Regions from separate parts of the Homo sapiens genome. Here region 1 is linked to region 2. A link is a loop called in an ENCODE intact Hi-C map of the cell type or tissue named here. Cell type or tissue: lower leg skin. All regions are shown on one strand. Each heading gives the region's core, and the rest is flanking DNA. Links, peaks and the distances in the headings are about the cores only.

Region 1 (10,303 bases), core at 1,192-9,191, 350 kb before region 2:
TCTGCTATTAGTCTGATGGGCTTCCCTTTGTGGGTAACCTGACCTTTCTGGCTGCCCTTAGCATTTTTTCCTTCATTTCAACCTTGGTGAATCTGACAATTATGTCTTGGAGTTGCTCTTCTCAAGGAGTATCTTTGTGGTGTTCTCTGTATTTCCTGAATTTGAATGTCAGCCTACCTTGCTAGGTTGGGGAATTTCTCCTGGATAATATCCTGAAGAGTGTTTTCCAACTTGGTTCCACTCTCCCTGTCACTTTCAGGTACACCAATCAGATGTCGATTTGGTCTTTTCACATAGTCCCATATTTCTTGGAGGCTTTGTTTGTTTCTTTTTACTCTTTTTTCTCTAAACTTCTCTTCTCGCTTCATTTCATTCATTTGATCTTCAATCACTGATACCCTTTCTTCCACTTGATCGAATTGGCTACTGAAGCTTGTGCATGCGTCACGTAGTTCTCGTGCCATGGTTTTCAGCTCCATCAGGTCATTTAAGGTCTTCTCTATGCTGTTTATTCTAGTTAGCCATTCATCTAACCTTTTTTCAAGGTTTTTAGCTTCCTTGCTATGGGTTCGAACATCCTCTTTTAGCTTGGAGAAGTTTGTTATTACCGACCTTCTGAAGCCTACTTTTGTCAACTCGTGAAAGTCATTCTCCGTCCAGCTTTGTTCTGTTGCTGGCGAGGAGCTGTGATGCTTTGGGGAGTATAGGCGCTTTGGTTTTTAGAATTTTCAGCTTTTCTTCTCTGGTTTCTCCCCATCTTTGTGGTTTTATCTACCTTTGGTCTTTGATGTCGGTGACCTACAGATGGGGTTTTGGTGTGGATGTCCATTTTGTTGATGTTGATGCTATTCCTTTCTGTTTGTTAGTTTTCCTTCTAACAGTCAGGTCCCTCAGCTGCAGGTCTGTTGGAATTTGCTGGAGGTCCACTCCAGACCCTGTTTGCCTGGGTATCACCAGCGGAGGCTGCAGAACAGCAAATATTACAGAACAGCAAATATTGATGCCTTATCCTTCCTCTGGAAGCTTCGTCCCAGAGGGGCACCTGCCTGTATGAAGTGTCAGTCAGCCCCTACTGGGAGATGTCTCCTAGTTAGGCTACACGGGGGTCAGGGACCCACTTGAGGAGGCAGTCTGTCCTCAGAGCTCAAACGCCATGTTGGGAGAACACAGGTCTCCAGAGCTGTCAGACAGGGACGTTTAAGTCTGCAGAAGTTTCTGCTGCCTTTTGTTCAGCTATGCCCTGCCCCCAGAGGTGGAGTCAACAGAGGCAGCAGGCCTTGCTGAGCTGTGGTGGGCTCCACCCAGTTCAAGCTTCCCCAGCTGCTTTGTTTACCTACTCAAGCCTTAGCAATGGCGGACGCCCCTGCCGCTGCCAGGCTGCTGCCTCACAGGTCGATCTCAGACTGCTGCGCTAGCAGTGAGCAAGGCTCCGTGGGCGTGGGACCCGCCAAGCCAGGCGCGGGATATAATCTCCTGGTGTGCCATTTGCTAAGACCATTGGAAAAGTGTAGTATTTAGGCGGGAGTGTCCCATTTTTCCAGGCACAGTCTGTCATGGCTGCCCTTGGCTAGGAAAGGGAAATCCCCTGACCCCTTGGGCTTCCTGGGTGAGGTGATGCCCTGCCCTGCTTTGGCTCACCCTCTGTGGGCTGCACCCACTGTCCAACCAGTCCCAATGAGATGAACCAGGTACCTCAGTTGGAAATGCGGAAATCACCCGTCTTCTGTGTCGATCACGCTGGGAGCTGCAGACTGGAGCTGTTCCTATTCGGCCATCTTGGAACCAAGCGGAAATTTTTTAATATAAAGTGTTTCCTCCTCTCCCAATGTCCCATGTCCCTAATAATGAGAATTTGTGATTACAATAATTTTAAGAGGAAAGAATACAGTTGCTAGCAGAAAGCCATGCAAATTAGGGAGACTGGAGTGTGAGATCTCCCCCCTCCTCCAGCTGTTTTTCTTCTACTGACAGCTGGCAGCAGGGTGGGGTTACAGGAGCCTCTGCCTTCTCTGGGCTGGATGTGTCAAACCTTTCTAACTCCAAGGAAACCATCAGCAGAGGCCCCCTACTTCCTGCCTGTGTCTGTCTGCCAGTATGCAGACACCATGAGATAGGAGCAGTGCTCAAAGAACTATGCATTTGCTTTGGTATCTTAATCCCAAATCCACTTCAAGATTTGGGGGAAAATGAGCAACCTCCAGTGTTAAGTGTGAAAAGTCAGTTCTTTGTGGAAAGCATGATTGAATTTTCACAATTGAGGAACTTGTCACAGTGTGTGATCTGCCCAGAGGCACTCTCCAAAACACCAAAAATTCTCCAGGAATGTTTTCATCTTTTTGAAACTCCAGTTTGCATTTCCAGGAGCCAGGCTGACCTGTGTGCACAGTGTTCTGTAAAGGCAGTTTGTTTTTTCAGTTAAAGGTGGTGGGAGGAACACTGGAGTGGTGTCCACTGTTGAGAAAGAGATGGGAACTCATTCCTGAAGGAAAGATGGGCGTAGAGAGCATTAGGCTGCCCAGGCATGTGGGCAAGCAGTGAGAACAGAAGTCTTTGGGGACAAAAGTCCTGTGCTAGATTTGCCAAGAGAAATATCAACTGATCTCTTTAAAATGAGATCCCTCCCACCCCCTACATGGGGCCTGGAAAATGTGGTCTGCTAGGTATGGAGACACCAAATAAACAGTACTGAGGCTCCCTGTGTGTCAGTCACCACCCCTGGCAAATGCCAAAATGCCTCACTTTGCTCGAGGAATTTACAACTCAAGGTGTTTGTGTCACAGGCCAAGACGGGAGTGGAGGATCTGTCCATCAGAGGACAGAATGCTTCCCCTATGCCAAGGCGCCTCCTCTTGTATTCACGCACAGCATTTTCCTGAAACTGGTTACTGAGCCTGGAATTTCTGTTAACGTTCAAAGGCAAATGAGAATTACCAAGCTGAGACGAGGGCTGGGGGTATGCTATCTTCCTTTAGTCCCTTTCATAAAAGCCCTTGTGCTGTCCAGCTGCCTTTCTTTCCAGAAGGTGGTGGTCCAGTTTTAATTATGTTAACAGAGGGAGTATAGCTAAAAAACGACTTACTCCATCAAAATCTCTTCCGCTACCAAGAGCACGGAGACCAGCAGGTTTGGCTGTTTGAATCCTCCCTGCTCTGCATGGCTTTTCGGAACCTCGGATCCTTCGCCTTAAACTCAGGGGTTAAAACCCTAAGAATTAAACGAAATAAAGTATCTAAAGTGAGCACAGGGCCTGGCCTAGAGGGTTGAGTTTCCTCCTCCTCCCGGATAAGGGAAGCGGTGATGAGGCCAGGTGGAGCCCGAGGGCCTTCCTCGGAGGCGGTGCGGGCAGCAGGTGAGGGCTGCGCCCGGGAGGGTCCGGGAAGGGTCCCTGGGTGGGGGAGGGGGAAAGGGGCTGCGGCTCCGGCCAGCGGGGAGCCCTGGCCCGCCCTCTCCCTTTTCGGACCTCCGAGGGAGACCGGCCGAGAGCTGGGCCAGGTGGGCTGCACCGAATGGGGAGAAGCGGCTGCGGGAGCCGCGGCGGAATCCTCAGCTGGAGGGCGCCCCAGAGGTCTCCGGGATCCTTGTCTCCCTGGCTCCTTGGTAGGCGCGGGAGGCGCCCATGGGGCTCCAGCCGGGGCCTAGGAGGCGGTGACAGATGGCTGGGGATGGAGGAGGCTAAGCCCCGGGCTTTCTCCCCGGCGCCCGCAGGGGACTTCCAGGCACCCTCGACGGCGGACCGAGCTAGGGCGCGGGGCCGATGGTGCGGGGACCTCCCTGGGCTTTGGGGTCATGAAAGGCTCCCAGACGCTCTGGCCCCGCAGGCGCTGCTCGTCACTGGGACCGGGCTTGGTTCGATCTGGGCAACAGCAGTTACACTGCGGCCGCTGCTCCGCCCAGGCCAGGGCAGTGTGGGGGCGGGGAGGAAGGGGACGCATAGTTTCCTCGGGGCTCCTGTGTGGCCAGCCTAAAAGTGGGGTTTTCGTCGCCTGTGGTGAAATATCTGCGCCTCTTCCATCCTCAGTAACCAGTACTGATTTTCCTTAGCGTCTCCTGTTATCCAAAGCGACCACAACCTACATGACAGCCCCACTAGAAGCTTTGAGGTGACATTCTCTGGAATATCGATTTAGCTGTGCAACACTTGGCAAATTGACTTCCTGTTCCTCGGATTTCTCACTTGTAAAACAGACACTGTAATACCATCTACTTTGTAGGGTGAATGTCAATATTACATGAAATCATGGGAGTAAAGCATTTGGTAGATGGTCACTCAATGAATGTGATGATTATGGCAAGGAGTTGTTTTTCAAGGGAAACTTGCCTGTGAAATTGGTTTAATACATTTATTCATCTGCATTCTTTGTTTCTTTTCTGTCCTAAGTAACTACACAACAATGAGCAGGCTTAAGAAAATATCAACTTTGGTAGATGCTAAATACTGCTTAGGACGAAGTAAGACATCTTTGACAAGGCAAGTCGCTTTTAATTCAAAAGAATTTTGAGAAAAAATAATTTAGCCCCCCTTCCAAAGATAAGAGATTACAGTGGTAGTTTCTATATTCATTAAAAAACTTATGTTTTTAAAATGGAAAAAATGCTCTGACCGGTGACAGGTTTAGGGGAGTTCATTTCACAAGTGTCTGGAGCAACAGTTAACTTCAAGGTCAACGTCCAGACATTTGGCCAGGTAAAGAATCATTTCCCAATCATTTGCTGTGCCAGTGTGGAATGTAAACATGCTGAATAATTGAAAACAGCTGTTGTTACTGTAATAGTCACCCTCTGCGTCCTTTCCTGCTGTTTTCCACGTGCTCTATCCCCCAAATCTAAAAGGCTGTAAGCCAATATCACTAATAGCAAAGGTGGTCATGAGGGCATTTTTCCTCCTTCTGTGACTCATTTCTTTCTGTGTGAGACGACTCCGTAGACACAACACAATTGAGTCTTGCATGTTATCTACCCCTTTATTTAAAACCCAAAGAGGACTTACAAAAAGAGAAGAAATCTCTTTAAAGGTGAACAATGCAGTCAAGTTACTTGCTCACAATCATATTTGTAGGCTAGCTTAAGAGGACTTTGTATTATAATAAAAAGTGTTTCTGAATTGCTTTTTAGTTCATCATCACTGTATTCATTATATATAGCTCTGTTTCTGGAGAAAAACCTAATATATATATATATTTTTAAATGGCATTATCTAATTGCACAGTCATTTTCAGTCATACAAAAGCCAACATTAAAAATGAGCAAAGGGAAATAATTACGACTTGCAGGCTGGGAAGAGGTAAATAATCTGATGTGTAGTTCTTGTGCGTGAGGGATTTAATTAGACATCAACAGAAAAAGAATTTTTTTTCTGAAAAAATATATAATTTAATCCACAATGTGTTTAGCTATAGAGAGTTTTATTGACAGAATTCCTTTAATGTTTTTCTGATTCATTTGGTGCTTAACAAAGGGATTACTTTAGCTCTTGTGTCTTGATTGACTATTGTATGATTCTTTAATCTTTTATTGACTAGTGAAATAAACAAAATAATTATAGTGAGAGATTTTAATATGTGTATATCAAACTTGGACATCTCTGTTAGGGAAGCAGGAGCCTAGAGGAGCCAGGATGATACCATTTTAAAATCACCTCCATCTTGAAACTAGCAAGGCACATTCCTTGCCAGTCATGACCCATGGTCCTTAGATGTTTACAGCTAAAGTAGCAGCTTGTTAACGCCTGCAAGGACACACTCCTACAATAACAGAAAGTCCAGATGTCCTGATATCCATAACAGTATGTGCTTTGAATATAATTGTAGTTATGGTTTGAGGTACTCACACACTAGAATGTCGAGGATAGTTTTATTTAAATCAGTATTACACATTTTGTCATGCTGTCTGCTCACCCTCATGTAGACTCAGCTTAGCTTAGTCTTTATATACATAAGACCCCCTACATAAGAAAAACTTAAAGCAAAGATGGTGCGTTCCTCTGCTTGCCTTCTGAGGGTGCTGTACTCTGGAAGGGAGTAGCTTCTAAATAACTTGCTTCTTTCACTGCACTCTGTGACTCACCTTGAATTCCTTCCTGCGTGAGACCCAAGAACCCTCTCTTGGGGTCTGGATCAAGACTCCTTTTCCGGTAATGAATCCAGGAGGCGAAAAAATAAGGACATTTAGGAATCGAGCAATTCAGTAAACATTTGTGTGTGTGTGTGCACCCACGTGCATACATACACTTACGTGTAGAGGATCTAGAAAGATCTTTATATTCTTTGAATAGAGAAGATACACATTTCCCATATGATCATAGTACCTTTAAAATAGTTGATCCCATATTTGGCCACAAAGAAATTCTTTTTCTTTTCTTCCCCTGGAGATAGGGTCTCCCTCTGTCACCCAAGCTGGAGTGCAGTGTCACGATCATAGCTCACTGTAACTTCAAACTCCTGGACCCAAGCAATTCTCCCGCCTCAGCCTCCTGAGTAGCTAGGACTATAGGTGCATGGCACCATGTCCAGCTAATTTCAATTTTTAAATTTTTTGTCGAGATGAGGTCTCACTATGTTACCCAAGCTGGTCTCAAACTCCTACCCTAAAGTGATTCTGATCCTTCCCCACCCCACCAGCCTCCCAAAGTGTTGGGATTACAGGTTTGAGCCACCACACCTGGCCTAAGCAATTCTTGATACATTAAAAAATAGAAGAGGTATACCACAGGCCATGATATGGCTTGGATCTGTGTCCCCACCCAAATCTCATGTTGAATTGTAATCCCCAGTGTTGGCAGTAGGGCCTGGTGGGAGGTGGTTGGACATGGGGGCAGTTTCTCACGAATGGTTTAGCACCATTCCTCTAGTGCTGTTCTGCTGATAGAGTTACCATGAGATCTGGTTGTTTAAAAGTGTGTAACACCTCCCACCCTGCTCCTGCTCCAGCTGTGTAAGGCGTGCCTGTGTCCCCTTTACCTTCTGACATGATTGAAAGTTTCCTGAGGCCTCCCAAGAAGCTGAACAGGTGCCAGCATCATGTTTCCTTTACAGCCTGCAGAACTGGGAGCAAGTGAAGCCTCTTCTCTTTATAAATTACCCGGTCTCATGTAGTTCTTTTTTTTTTTTTTTTTTGGAGATGGAGTTTTCGTTCTTGTTGCCCAGGCTGTAGTGCAATGGCACAATCTCAGCTCACTGCAACCTCTGCCTCCCAGATTCAAGCGATTCTCCTGCCTCAGCCTCCCGAGTAGCTGGGATTACAGGGGCATGCCACCAGGCTGGCTAATTTTATTTATTTATTTATTTTTTGTATTTTTAGTAGAGACAGGGTTTCACCCATGTTGACCAGGCTGGTCTCGAACTCCTGACCTCAGGTGATCTGCCCACCTCGGCCTCCCAAAGTGCTGGGATTACAGGCATGAACCACTGCTCCCGACCATCAGGTAGTTCTTTATTAGCAGTGTGAGAATGGACTAATACAGGCCACAGTATTTGAACATAATTAAAATTATAAATTAATAATTTAAAAAGTATCTAAAAATCTTGACCATTTGGATGTGAAGAATTATACTGCCAGATAACTTTTGGATTATTACAGAAATCAATGCTGAACTTGCACGCTTAGTAATGTAAAGTCTAACATTTTATACAAGAATCTGTAGGATATAGCAAAAGCTATTTTCAGAATAAAGTAGATTGATTTAAATAGCTTTCATTGTACAGACAAGAGACTGAAGATAAACTCATCTTAAGAACTTAGAAAAAATATGTAAAAAATAAAGAGAAATTTAACCAAGAGAAATTAGGAAAAGGGAAGTTACAAAATTAAGGCCAAAATTAACAAAATAGAAAGCAAAAACTATGTACCAAAAGGTCATATAGGCCGGGCGCAGTGGCTCATGCTGGTAATTCTAGCACTTTGGGAGGCCAACGCGGGCGGATCACGAGGTCAGGAATTCCAGACTAGCCTGACCAACATGGTGAAACCTCGTCTGTACTAAAAATACAAAAATTAGCTGGGCGTGGTGGCACGCGCCTGTAATCCCAGCTACTCGAGAGGCCGAGGCAGGAGAATCGCTTGAACCCAGGAGGCGGAGGTTGCAGTGAGCTGAGATTGCGCCACTGCACTCCAGCTTGGGCAGAGCAAGACTCTGTCTCATAAAAAAAAAAAAAAAAGTTATTTAAATTCAGAAGTTGGTTTTTTTGAAAAGAGCAATAAAGTAAATAAACTCATCACTAACCAGGTTAAAGAAAAAAGAAAGCACAATTATATGATATTTTGAGTAAGAAAGAGACATAACTGAAGGGGGCCTGCCCCTCCACACGTGTGGGTATTTCTCGTCAGGTGGGACGAGAGACTGTGAAAAGAAATAGGACACAGAGACAAAGCATAGAGAAAGAACAGTGGGCCCAGGGGACCGGCACGCTCAGCATGCGAGGACCTGCACCGGCACTGGTCTCTGAGTTCCCTCAGTATTTATTGATCATTATTTTTACTGTCTTAGCAAGGCAAGTGTAGCAGGGCAACAGGTGAAGGTCAGCAGGGAAACATGTAAGCAAAGGAATCTGTATCATGAATAATTTCATGGAAAGGTACTGTGCCTGGATGTGCACATAGGCCACATTTATGTTTCACTTTACACAAACATCTCAGTGTAGCAAAGAGTAACAGAGCAGTATTGCTGCCAGCATATCTCGCCTCCAGCCACAGGGTGGTTTTCTCCTATCTCAGAATAGAACGAATGGGAATGGTCGGCTTTAAACCGAGACATTCCATTCCCAGGTATGCGCAGGAGACAGAAGCCTTCCTCTTATCCCAACTGCAAAGAGGCCTCCCTCTTTCACTACTCCTCCTCAGCACAGACCCTTCAGGGATGTCGGGCTGGGGGATGGTAAGGTCTTTCCCACAAGGCCATATCTCAGGCTGTCTCGGTTGGGGGAAACCTTGGACAATACCCAGGCTTTCTTGGGCAGAGGTCCCTGCGGCTTTCCGCAGTGCATTGTGTCCCTGGTTAATCGAGAATGGAGAATGGTGATGAATTTTACCAAGCATACTGCCTGCAAACATATTGTTAACAAGAAACATCCCGCACAGCCCTAAATCCGTTAAAGTTTGATTCAATACAGCACATGTTTCTGTGAGCACAGGGTTGGGGCTAAAGTTACAGGTTAACGGCATCTCAAAGCAAAACAATTTTTCTTCGTACAGATCAAAATGGAGTTTCTTATGTCTTCCTTTTCTACATAGACACAGTAACAATCTGATCTCTCTTTCTTTTCCCCACGCATAACCACAGAAATAGAAAAGGTTAAAAATGATTTAAAGAGAATGTTGGTTGGGCATAGTGGCTCACATCTGTAATCCCAACACTTGGTGAGGCTGAGGTGGGCAGATTGCTTCAGCCCAGGAGTTTGAGACCATCCTGGGCAACATAGGGAGAACCCCCATCTCTATAAAAAATTTAAAAATTAGCTGGGTTTAGATGGCATACACCTGTAGTCCCAGCTACTTGGGAGGCTGAGGTGGGAGGATTGCTTGAGCCCAGCAGGTCAAGGCTGCAGTGAGCTGTGATCACACCACTGCACTCCAGCCTGGGCAACAAAACTGTCTCAAAAAAAAAAAAAAAAAAAGAGAGAGAGAGAGTGTTAACTTGAACTCTAACTATTTGGAAATATTGAGGATTTCCTAGCAAAATATAAATGAATAAAAGTGACATAAAGAGAAGCTGAAAACTTGAACAGACTCATTACCATAAGAGGTTGGAGAAATGATTATAGCTCTATCCTTAAAAAAGAGCTGGTGCCAGGTGATTTCCCAGCTCAATGTGACCTGACTATTTTTTAAAAAGCAGGTAATACAGTGTTATTTAAACCAGTACATATCAAACATCAATAGGAATCACCTGGAAATCTTGTTAAACTGCACACTGTGATTCAATAGGTCTGAGGTGGAACCTGAAATTCTGTATTTCTTAAAAGCTGTCAGACGGTGATGCTGATGTTACTGGTCCATGCTCTTTGCACTGCAAGGATTTAAATGACTCAAGACCATAAAACAGGCCGGGCGGTGGTTCACACCTGTAATCCCAGCACTTTGGGAGGCTGAGGTGGGTGGATCACTTGAGGTCAGGACTTCCTAACCAGCCTGGCCAACATGGTGAAACCCTGTCTCTACTAAAAATACAAAAATTAGCAGGGCATGGTGGCTGTGCACCTGTAATCCCAGCTCCTTGGGAGGCTAAGGCAAGAGAATCCCTTGAACCTGGGAGGCGGAGGTTTCAGTGAGCCAAGATCACACCATTGCACTCCAGCCTGGGCGACAGAGC
Region 2 (10,303 bases), core at 1,422-9,421:
GAGAGAGAGAATGAGTGAGTGACAGAGAGTAAGGAGGTATATATATATATATATGTGTATGTGTGTGTGTGTGTGTGTGTGTGTGTGTGTGTGTGGAGAGAGAGAGAGAGAGGGAGGGAGAGAGAGAGAGAGAGAAAGAAATAGATAGATGGGGTCTTGCTTTGTTGCCCAGGCTAGTCTCAAACTCCTGGCCTCAATCAATCTTCCACCCTTAGCCTCCCAGATACTGGGATTACCGGAATGAGCCACTGCATCCAGCCATTGCTGCCAATCCTCTTAAAGGCCTAGTGTCACTTCCACTGTTCTAAATTGGTCAAAGCAGTCACAGGTCATCTCAGATTTCAGGAGAGGGCCAATAGACCCTACTTCTCAATGGAGGAGTGGCAAAGAATTTGTCCTCATTTTTATTTATTTATTTATTTATTTATTTATTTATTTATTTATTTATTTATTTTTGAGACAGAGTCTCGCTATATCACCAGGCTGGAGTGCAGTGGTGTGATCTTAGCTCACTGCAGCCTCCATCTCCTGGGTTCAAGCAATTCTCCTGCCTCAGCCTCCCGAGTAGCTGGGATTACAGGCACCTCCCACCATGCCCAGCTAATTTTTGTATTTTTAGTAGAAGCGGGGTTTCACCATGTTGGCCAGGCTGCTCTCCAACTCCTGACCTCAAATGATCCGCCCACCTAAGCCTCCCAAAGTGGTGGGAATACAGGCGTGAGCCACGGTGCTCGGCCTGTCCTCATCTTTAGTCTGTCACAAATGTCGATATTAGGATATTCTTTTCCTTTCTCTCTCTCTCTTTTTTTTTTTCTTGAGGCAGATTCTCACTCTTGTCGCCCAGGCTGTTGTGCAGTGGCGTGATCTCAGCTCACTGCAACCTCTGTCTTCCGGGTTCAAGTGATTCTCCTGCCTCAGCCTCCCTAGTAGCTGGTATTACAGGTGCCTGCCACCATGCCTGACTAATTTATTTTGTATTTATAGTAGAGACAGGGTTTCACCATATTGGCCAGGCTGGTCTCAAACTCCTGACCTCAGGTGATCCGCCTGCCTCACCCTCCCAAAGTGCTGGGATTACAGGTGTGAGCCACCATGCCCAGCCTAGTATATTTCTGAATACTAAAAAAAAAAAAAAAAAAAAAAAATCTTCATATTTTTTGAGGAAATTCTACTTGAACATGGTGGAAAGTCCCTAAATATGTTATTTAATTTAATTTGTAATTTTTTTTCTCTCTTGTTTTTTATTTATTAGAGATGTCGTCTCGCTCTGTCACCCAGGCTGGAGTGCAGTGGTGCTATCATAGCTCACTGAAGCCTTGAACTCCTGGGCTTAAGCAGTCCTCCTACCTTGGCCTTCTGAGTAGCTGAGTCTACAGGTGTACACCACTGTGCCCAGCTCTCCCTCACTCACGGCTAATTTTTAAATTTTTTTTAAAGATGGGGTCTTGCGATGTTGGCCAGACTGTTCTTGAACTCCTGGCTTCGAGCAATCCTCTTGCATCAGGTTCCGAAAGTGTTGGAATTACAGAGCCACTGCACCCAGCCTAATTTGTAAGTAGTTTACCCAAGGTTTTTGCATCTGTATTGACACATAAGATTGGTTTATAGTTGTTGCTGTTGTTTTAAGTTTTGGTACCAAGGTATTTTTAGGTTTTGGTTTTGTTTTGTTTGTTTGGTTTCTTGTCTATAATTAGGTAGGTTTTCCATTTTAACTTTGAAGGAGTTTATAGAGGGAGAATCATATGTGTTTTTAATATTTAAAAAGGCTCGCCCACAAAGCTACCTGGGTTAGATTTCTTTGGAGTGAATTCTATGATTTTTAAAAAATTTATTATTGGAGGGGCAATTCCTCAAGGATCTAGAACCAGAAATACCATTTGACCCAGCAATCCCATTATTGAGTATATACCCAAAGGATTATAAGTCATGCTGCTATAAAAACACATGCACATATATGTTTATTGCAGCACTATTCACAATAGCAAAGACATGGAACCAACCCAAATGTCCATCAATGATAGACTGGATAGAGAAAATGTGGTACATATACACCATGGAATACTATGCAGCCATAAAAAGGAATGAGATCATGTCCTTTGCAGGGACATAGATGAAGCTGGAAACCATCATCCTCAGCAAACTAACACAGGCACAGAAAACCAAACACTGCTTGTTCTCACTCATAAGTAGGAGCTGAACACTGAGAACACATGGACACAGAGAGGAGAACAACACACACCAGGGCTGCTTGCAGGGTGGGGAGTGAGGGAAGGGAACTTAGAGAATGGATCAATAGGTGCAGCCAACCACCATGGCACACATATACCTATGTACAAACCTGTATGTTCTGCACATGTATCCTGTTTTTCTTTTTTTAGAAGGAATAAAGAAAAAATTTTTTAAAATTTATTATTGGTATTCAGATTAGATCACTTCATCCTGAGTCAATTATGGTCATTTAATGTTTTTTCACATTTAAGTCTAAAGTTGTATATTGTTGCTAGGTTTATGACCTCAGAAAGGACTTTGTAATATTAAGGAAGGAAAACAAAAGGATAAAAAAACCTGGGAAGGTAGTTCTTCCTGGAAAGATTTATTGCAGGCACAAGAAGCAAATTTTAGACCTCATGTTTATTTAATTTTTTTTCATGAAATTCATGAAGATATAGGCTCTTTGAAATTCAAAAAAAAAGAAAGAAGAAACTTATACTGAGATGAGACCTGTACTCGAACAAGCAGCTGAGGTAGAACGAGAAACCAGGTTTGGGCTCTTAGGAACATCCTTACTCCTGGCAATAGGAGGTTCAAGAAATCTTTGTGGATGCATATGTGAAGAATTAATGAATGATTAGGAATATCAATTCTCACAGCGTGGTATAGTCTCATGAAAACTGTAGAAGATTGAGCTGGACCACAGGGAACTGGGGAATATCTCTGAGTGCTGTTTTTGTTATCTACTTGAGTCCTCTCCTCCACACCCCTTAAGGTTAGTTCTCCCAGCAAGGGTCCAGCGTGATTACTCTGCTCTGGGTTTTCTCTTACCATTGCTTGTTGCCACTCTCCTGGTTCACCTGTTCCCATCCCTGAGCACTGCGCAGGCCACAGCTTTTTTAACCACTTAATATCCCCAGCAACTAATCATGGTGTGTCCTTGAATTCTAGATTTCCTAAGGCTGCAAAGAAAATTAAAAACAGGCCGGGTATGGTGGCTTATGCCTGTAATCCCAGAGCTTTGGGAGGCCAAGGCAGGAGAATCACTTCAGGCCAGGAGTTCGAGAGCAGCCTGAACAATGTAGCAAGACCTCATCTCTAAAAATAAAAGTGTATAATTTAATAATTCTTAGTAAGTTTAAAGAGTTTTGCAATCATTACTGCAATGGAATTTTAGAACATTTCCTTCACCCCCAAAATAACCTCATTCCCATTTGCAGTCACTTCCTATTTCCACCTTCAGCACCACCCCCAACCCCCGCCACACAAAACCACTGATCTGCTTTCTGTTTCTATTGATGTGTCTGTGATGGATATTTCATATATTTATATTCATATGAATGGAACCATGGTCTTTTGTTTATGTCTTCTTTCACTTAATGTATTTGACATGCATTCATGTTGAAGCATGTGTCAATACTTTGTTCCTTTTTATGACTGGAATAGTGTTCTGTTGTATGGATATACCACATTTTTCTTATCCATTCACCAGTTAAAACATTTGGGTTATTTCCATTTTTTGGATATTATGGCTAATGTTCTCAGGAATATTCATATACAAATCTTCATGTGAATGTAGATTTTCATTTATCTTGGGTAGATAATAATGGCTGAATTGTTGGGTCATATGGTGACTCTATTTAGTATTTTAAGAAACTGAAAAATGTTTTACAAAGTGGCTGCACCATTTTCCCGCCAGCAGAATACAAGAGCTACAGTTTCTTTACATCCTTGTCAATATTTGTTATTGCCTGTCTTTTTATACATTGGCTTGGTAAATATTTGTAATAATGTGCAGAACCCCATGCCACCTTTGTAGACCCTCAGATGGAAGCTGCTGTCTGGAATCACATTCTGAGAAATGGATTAATGATCCTTCATTGATGCTTAGGACCTATGTACACCTTCTAGCTGTTGTATTAAACTCTAAAAACTCTAGTATTTTTGTAAAAATATCATACTACTTAAAGCTTAGGGTGTCCATGTGTCAACAACTATTAATTATACTCCAGTATCCAGTCTCCCCTTCTTACACAGGGGGCAGTCAAAGAGTCCCATTTTCCAGCCTCCCTTGCAGCTAGATGTAGCTATGTGATTAAGTTCAGAAGAATGGGATGTGAGCAAAAATGTCATGTTCTCTTAAATGGAGCCAGGCTTTTACCTCTTTCCACATCCTCACTGATGGGAAGGTGGAAGTGAGGGTAGCCATCCTTAGACCAAAAACAGATACTAGGTGCTGAGATTGGCAGGGCATTAAGACACAGGAGGCTTGGGCAACTGGTGATTGCAGGGCCTCCATTCCAGCCCTGGATTGCTTACCTGGATTTTAACATGAGAGATAAGTATCTTGTTTAATCCAGTGTTATTTTTTATTTATTTTGTATTTATTTGAGATAGAGTTTTGCTCTGTTGCCCAGGCTGGAGTGCAGTGGCTGCAATCTCAGCTCACCGCAACCTCCGCCTCCCGGGTTTGAGCAATTCTCCTGCCCACCATCTCGCCTAGCTAGTTTTTTGTATTTTTAGTAGAGACGGGGTTTTGCTATCTTGGCCAGGCTGGTCTGGAACTCCTGACCTCAAGTGATCCACCCACCTAGGCCTCTCAAAGGGCTGGGATTACAGGCATGAGCCACTGAGGCTAGCCCCAGTGTTATTTTGAGGCTCTCTGTTATAACAGCCAAAAAGTGAAATTACTAACATCTAGAATGGCTCTGTAGGAACATGGCTAGAATATGAGAGTCTCCGCTGATGAATATGATCATACAAGGAAAAGCAGGGCAATGGAGACAAAAAAGCCTGGGAAGAAAATCAGGACACTAGAATTTTAGTAGCATTTTTACCTCTAGTCAGCTTTGTGATCTCAGGCAAGCCTTATATTTCTCTGTCTTCATCCATGAAACAAGATGGTTTTGTACAATTGAAAATAAATGCTTAAAGCTTGAAAATAAAAAGCATCTGGTTTCAGAAGTACTTCATTATATTCCTAATCACTGGTAAAGCAACTCAGTACTACAGGCTGGGAAGGAGAGGGAAGGGAGACATAGGGATAGATTTGTAGAAGAATACAAAATTACAGCTAGATAGAAGGAATGAGTTCTAGTGTTATATAGCGCTACAGGATGATGATAGTTAACAATAATATACTCTATAGTTTCAAATAGCTAGCAGGAGGATATAGAATGTTCCCAACACAAAGAAATGATAAATGTTTGACATGATGGCTATGCTAATTACCTTGACCTTATCACTATACATCATATGTGTTGAAACATCACTATGCACCCCATAAATATGTACAAATCATTATGTGTCATATAAAATATTTTTTTAAATTAGGAAAATATATAAATGTAAACCTTTGGTATCAACTTTCTTAAATAAAATAGATGTTAATCATCTTCAGCAGCTGCATCAGTGAGAATGTTAACATGGGGCTAAGAATTTTCCTATACACAGTATTAGCTTTTTAAGTCCTCCCAATGGGTGCCATTATTGTCTTCATTTTACGAATAAGGAACCGGAGGTTTAATGAAGTTAAGGACCTTGCCCTGCCATGCAGATAGTTAGTGGTGGAGCCAGGGTTTCAGTTCCTGAACCCGGAACACAGGTGTTTGGCCACTGCTACTCTGCCTCCATAACTATACCCAACACATACCAGAAGATCAATAGTGATGGCCAGTGGCCATATGACCACTTTAGCTATTGTGACTAGAAGGGATTATCATAGTTTAAAATGAATAAACAACTCTTCCTAATTTGCTCACTAGGTTAAGGTGACATGGGAAGCGATCATTGTGAGTCATCCAGGGAACACAGGGAGAGTTAAGCTGATGGTGACGCACACCTGCCAACTGCTGAGAAGAAGATAATCAGCCCTCAGGAATTTTCGACCCAGCCGCACTGCACAGCCTGGTTGCTGGACTCCTAGGACCAAGCCTCCTGGGCCTGGCAGGCAGCTGTAATTCAGAGTGGGTCGGGGCTCCAGGATGTGTTGTTTCCTGTGCATTGCACTTCGCAGAGGCACAGAGCAGAAGCTAAGCCTGATGGCCTCTGAACACTGGTTGGGTTTTTTGTTTTTTTTTTTTCCTGGCAACAAAATTAAAGCCGCACCTAGGGATTTATCCACCCTTTTGCTGATCTCGATGTGAACTGTGCAGCTGAATCCCTGCACACAGTACTGACTCTCTCAGGGTGTTGCTTAAAATGTGGCTGAGCACAAATGCAAAACATCGTCTTGTTGAAGTCAGCACACAGAATTAATCTCTAAAAGTAATGAAAGAATTAGTTTCACTTTGTAAGATAAATAAATGCAAAGTATGGTGAAGTCAGAGATGTTCAGCTCAGTTGCTTTTAGACGGCGACATCTTTTGAAAATGATATTATATATTTGGGACACATTTTAATGCCACTCTAATATTTTGTGTCATTATAAGGATGCTTTGGGTTTTTTTGTTGTTGTTTTTGAAGTCTATTATCATATGAGTTTTTTTTTTTTTTTTTTTTTTTTTTTTGAGACAGAGTCTCGCTGTCGCCCAGGCTGGAGTGCGTGGCGCGATCTCGGCTCACTGCAGGCTCCGCCCCCCGGGGTTCACGCCATTCTCCTGCCTCAGGCTCCCGAGTAGCTGGGACTACAGGCGCCCGCCACCTTGCCTGGCTAATTTTTTGTATTTTTAGTAGAGATGGCGTTTCACTGTGTTACCCAGGATGGTCTCAATCTCCTGGCCTCGTGATCCGCCCGCCTCGGCCTTCCAAAGTGCTGGGATTACAGGCGTGAGCCACCGCGCCCGGCCTAGCATATGAGATTTTTAACCTGCAACGATTCACCTTTAGTGAATTTTTAGTATTGGAAATGATACAAACTTCAAAGTGTCTTGTCCTTTTTTTTTTAAGCTCTTGGAAACATAAGTATGTGATTTAAGTAAATATAAAATTAGAAGCCATCTCAACACTAGAACTTATTCCTCCTATCTAGCTGTAATTCAGCCTCTAAAGTCAATGTGAAATAAGGCTCACTGTTTTTCACCCCATCCTTAATGTTATTTTTACCCTGACACTGAATTTCAGGCTTTGGTTTTTCTGAGTGTGGCCCACCTGCTTGAAAGTTGTTCTGAAAGTTTGAGGTAAAGGAAGTCAGATCAGAGAGCATTTTCCCCCAGTACCTAACAAAATGAATAAAATGACTGCATTTTAAAGGGCCAAAAATTTCTCATCAGTGATCAAGATTGAAAAAAGGGCAAAACTTCATGTAATACAGTTTTACTTTCAACTGTACGGCTTTCAACCTTGTAATGACACTTGCTTTTCAGAAAGAGAAATGAGGAAAGGTGAGTCAACAAAATTCTGATACTTTTTCTGAATTCGCCTTGATGTGAGGAAGAAGTGGATTGAGGCACGAGGAGGTGGGGAAACTGACGCGTAGGAGCCACTCTTCGTGCCACTGCAGACCCTTGCTAAGGCAGAGGAGTAGGCAGGGCCGGGCATTCTCCAGGGTGCTTGCTGAATGGGGGGATCAACCAAAGCCCTTGGGTTAGAAAATGTCCCATGCTGGGAAGACTGGCCCTGGTAAGGGACATTTGCTGGGGCTTGCAAGAGAGAATCCAGCCAGGCTAGCAACAACTGTAGGCAGCTCCTGATGACCTTTCCTCCTTCTCACAAATTTTCTGGCTAGAGAAAAGTAAGTAGAAAATAACAGCCAGCCCTCAAGTTTTTCTCCATAGGGGTGATAAATAGTTTCCAGGAAGAGGGTCAAGAAGAACTACAGTAGATCAGAGAAACTGAAGTTTATATCATAGCACTGCATAAGTTTAGCTTGAGCAAAATTAAAATAGATGTCATGTCAACCTTGCAAATGAGCCACAGAGGAGAGACGGAGAGAGAGACGGTTAACATGAACATAACAATCTCTGCTTCACAGGGTTGTTGGAAGGAGTAAAAGAGAAAAAGTATGTAAATACTGGACCACAGAACCTGATACATTCGAAGTACACAAAAATCATAGTCTCTCCTCCACTCCCATCCCTTGTTCATAGCCCTACATATTGTTTTTTGTTTTGTTTTGTTCAATTCAGGCTCACTTTGCATTCTTACAACACTGTAGATCTTTAGGTTGAGTAATTTATGGCTTAAAGCTAAATAATTATTTGCCAGCAAACTGTTCTTGAAAATATATAGCAGCATAGGAAAGGTCATGGGCTTTAGTGTTAAAACTAGGCTTTGATCCTGGGCCACCTCCTTGAGTTTGTGTTTTTAGGCAGGTTATACATTTAATCTCTCTGAGCTGACTTTTCTTCTTTATGAATGATATCAATAATCCTAAATTTGCTGTACCTGTATATGTATAAAGCACCTGGCACAAACTAGGTGCTCCTTGAGGTGGCACGGCTAATATCATTTTACTTTTTCAGATTGTTATACAAAACATCAACAAATTATTGTTTGTTACCCCAACTGCTTCTTTAGGAGGGTGAATTTTGTTACTGTAGAGTATCTTGTTTTGCAGAGCATCATGATGTCCTGGGGTCTGTAAGTTTATGAATTGAGGGAAGTGGCTAAATTGCTTGCGTAAGAAAGGGAAGGAAAAAAAATGAAAATGAAGGCAGGAGTTGGGGGTAGGATGATCAAGAATCTAGGGGAGAGAATTAAGCAGTGAAATCTGGGAGGATTCAGGGATAAAAATCCCTAGAGAGGATAAACCAGGAAGGGATTTGTGGAGGTACAAATATAGAATGTCAGTTTTTACCTTGTTTTCTTCAGGTTGTATGATATAGCTACCCTTCCTGTCCCCTCCTTCTCCTCCAGGACCCACAGAGTCTTCAGGGAAATTAACATTGCTCACTGAAGCTTTTCTGTGGCTGGATTTGGTGGAGAGCAGCAGGACTAGGAGAGGTGCTGAGTTCTGCATCCAGGTTGATGCAGTGAGGCTGAGCAGTGTGAGCAGATGCGGGAATCAGAGGACACAGGGGAGGTGACATCTGGCTTTTGGGTAGATTTCCACAGGTCTGATCATGCTCTGTATTTGCCATCTGCCAAACTTTATTGAGGAAGTCTTAAGGTCTGGGTAGATATGAAATCTCTCAGCTTGTAGAATTTCAACTACTCTTTCCATAGTGGCAGAAAAGTAGAAGTGAAGACAGTACCAGGACCATGTATCTTCTAGAGACTTAATATACCCCTGCTCTGCCTGCTTCCACCCCACCCCCATCAATGTCAGACATAAGCCATGTCTGTTCTGCACATTGGTTCAAGGTCTCCAACCAAAAGTGTTGGAGTTCGCTCTTTGAGTTCCCTTCCTACCAGTAGCCTGGCTCAGTCCTCGCAAGAAAGATGCTGTTCTGTTTCCTTAGACATCCAACTGTATAACTCTTAATTCCCTGGGGGAGCTTCCTCTTCTGTTTGCTTCTGAGTCTTAATTACTTCCCATCTCCCTTAGCAGCAGTGTTCTTATACCCTAGCCACCACCTCTCCCAGAATATTCTGTGTTGCCTTAGACCTCTTCTGCTGGTCACCATCAAAATACTCCTTCCTTCCTTCTCCACCTAGACAATCACTCATAGTTTCAAATTTCATCACAAAATTTGCTACTCTGATGTGCTCAGGAAGCTCAATTAAGGAATCAGTGTTCAGTTGCAGGCCTTGCCCTTTCATCTCTGTATACTTCTTTCCTAGGTAGTGCCATTCACAACTTGGCTTCCGTTATTGACAGGCATATGACCACAAATTTATATCACCCACACAGATTTTTCTTCCAAATTCTAGTCTCATATATCCAACTACCTATTTGATGTTCCCTATTTTAAATGTTCAAGAGCTCCCTTAATCTTCTTAAAAATTATGATGTAAGTACTTTTATTATTCTTATTTTGAAAACTAGAAAGCTGATGCTCAGAAAATTAAAATATGTTTTGTGTGTAAGTTCACACAACTGATTAATATTTGATGGAATCTGAACACAGGACTCGCTGCCCTCAAACCTTATTCTTTTATCTGGCATGTCATTACTGCCTTTGAAATATTTATATCAGGGAAACTGAGATCACTTGCTTGACATAATAATAATAATAAAAGTATTATCATCGAGAAATGAAAACAATTGATT

Evidence for each region. Hi-C counts contacts between places; a loop is a spot of excess contacts. Peaks named below come from ENCODE experiments on the same cell type or tissue, not always from the same donor. Only the 100,000 strongest peaks of a DNase experiment are listed, where the experiment ranks them.
Region 1: a loop joins it to region 2, with 4 times the contacts of the local background. A loop is called at or near these places in 5 of 110 quality-filtered maps.

What each region holds. Positions count from the first base shown.
Region 1 is chr9:32,949,293-32,959,595 of GRCh38, reverse strand. No RefSeq gene overlaps it. Among named protein-coding and RNA genes, the nearest start is that of APTX, 47 kb to the left of the region's middle. RefSeq lists an enhancer at 905-2,104. In lower leg skin, for the core only: no CTCF peak of the experiment used is centred there; no DNase peak of the experiment used is centred there.
Region 2 is chr9:32,600,140-32,610,442 of GRCh38, reverse strand. LOC105376015 (a long non-coding RNA gene) reads left to right here and starts at 1,442. Exons shown (of 2, transcript XR_929553.1): 1 at 1,442-1,551; 2 at 5,976-6,536. In lower leg skin, for the core only: no CTCF peak of the experiment used is centred there; no DNase peak of the experiment used is centred there.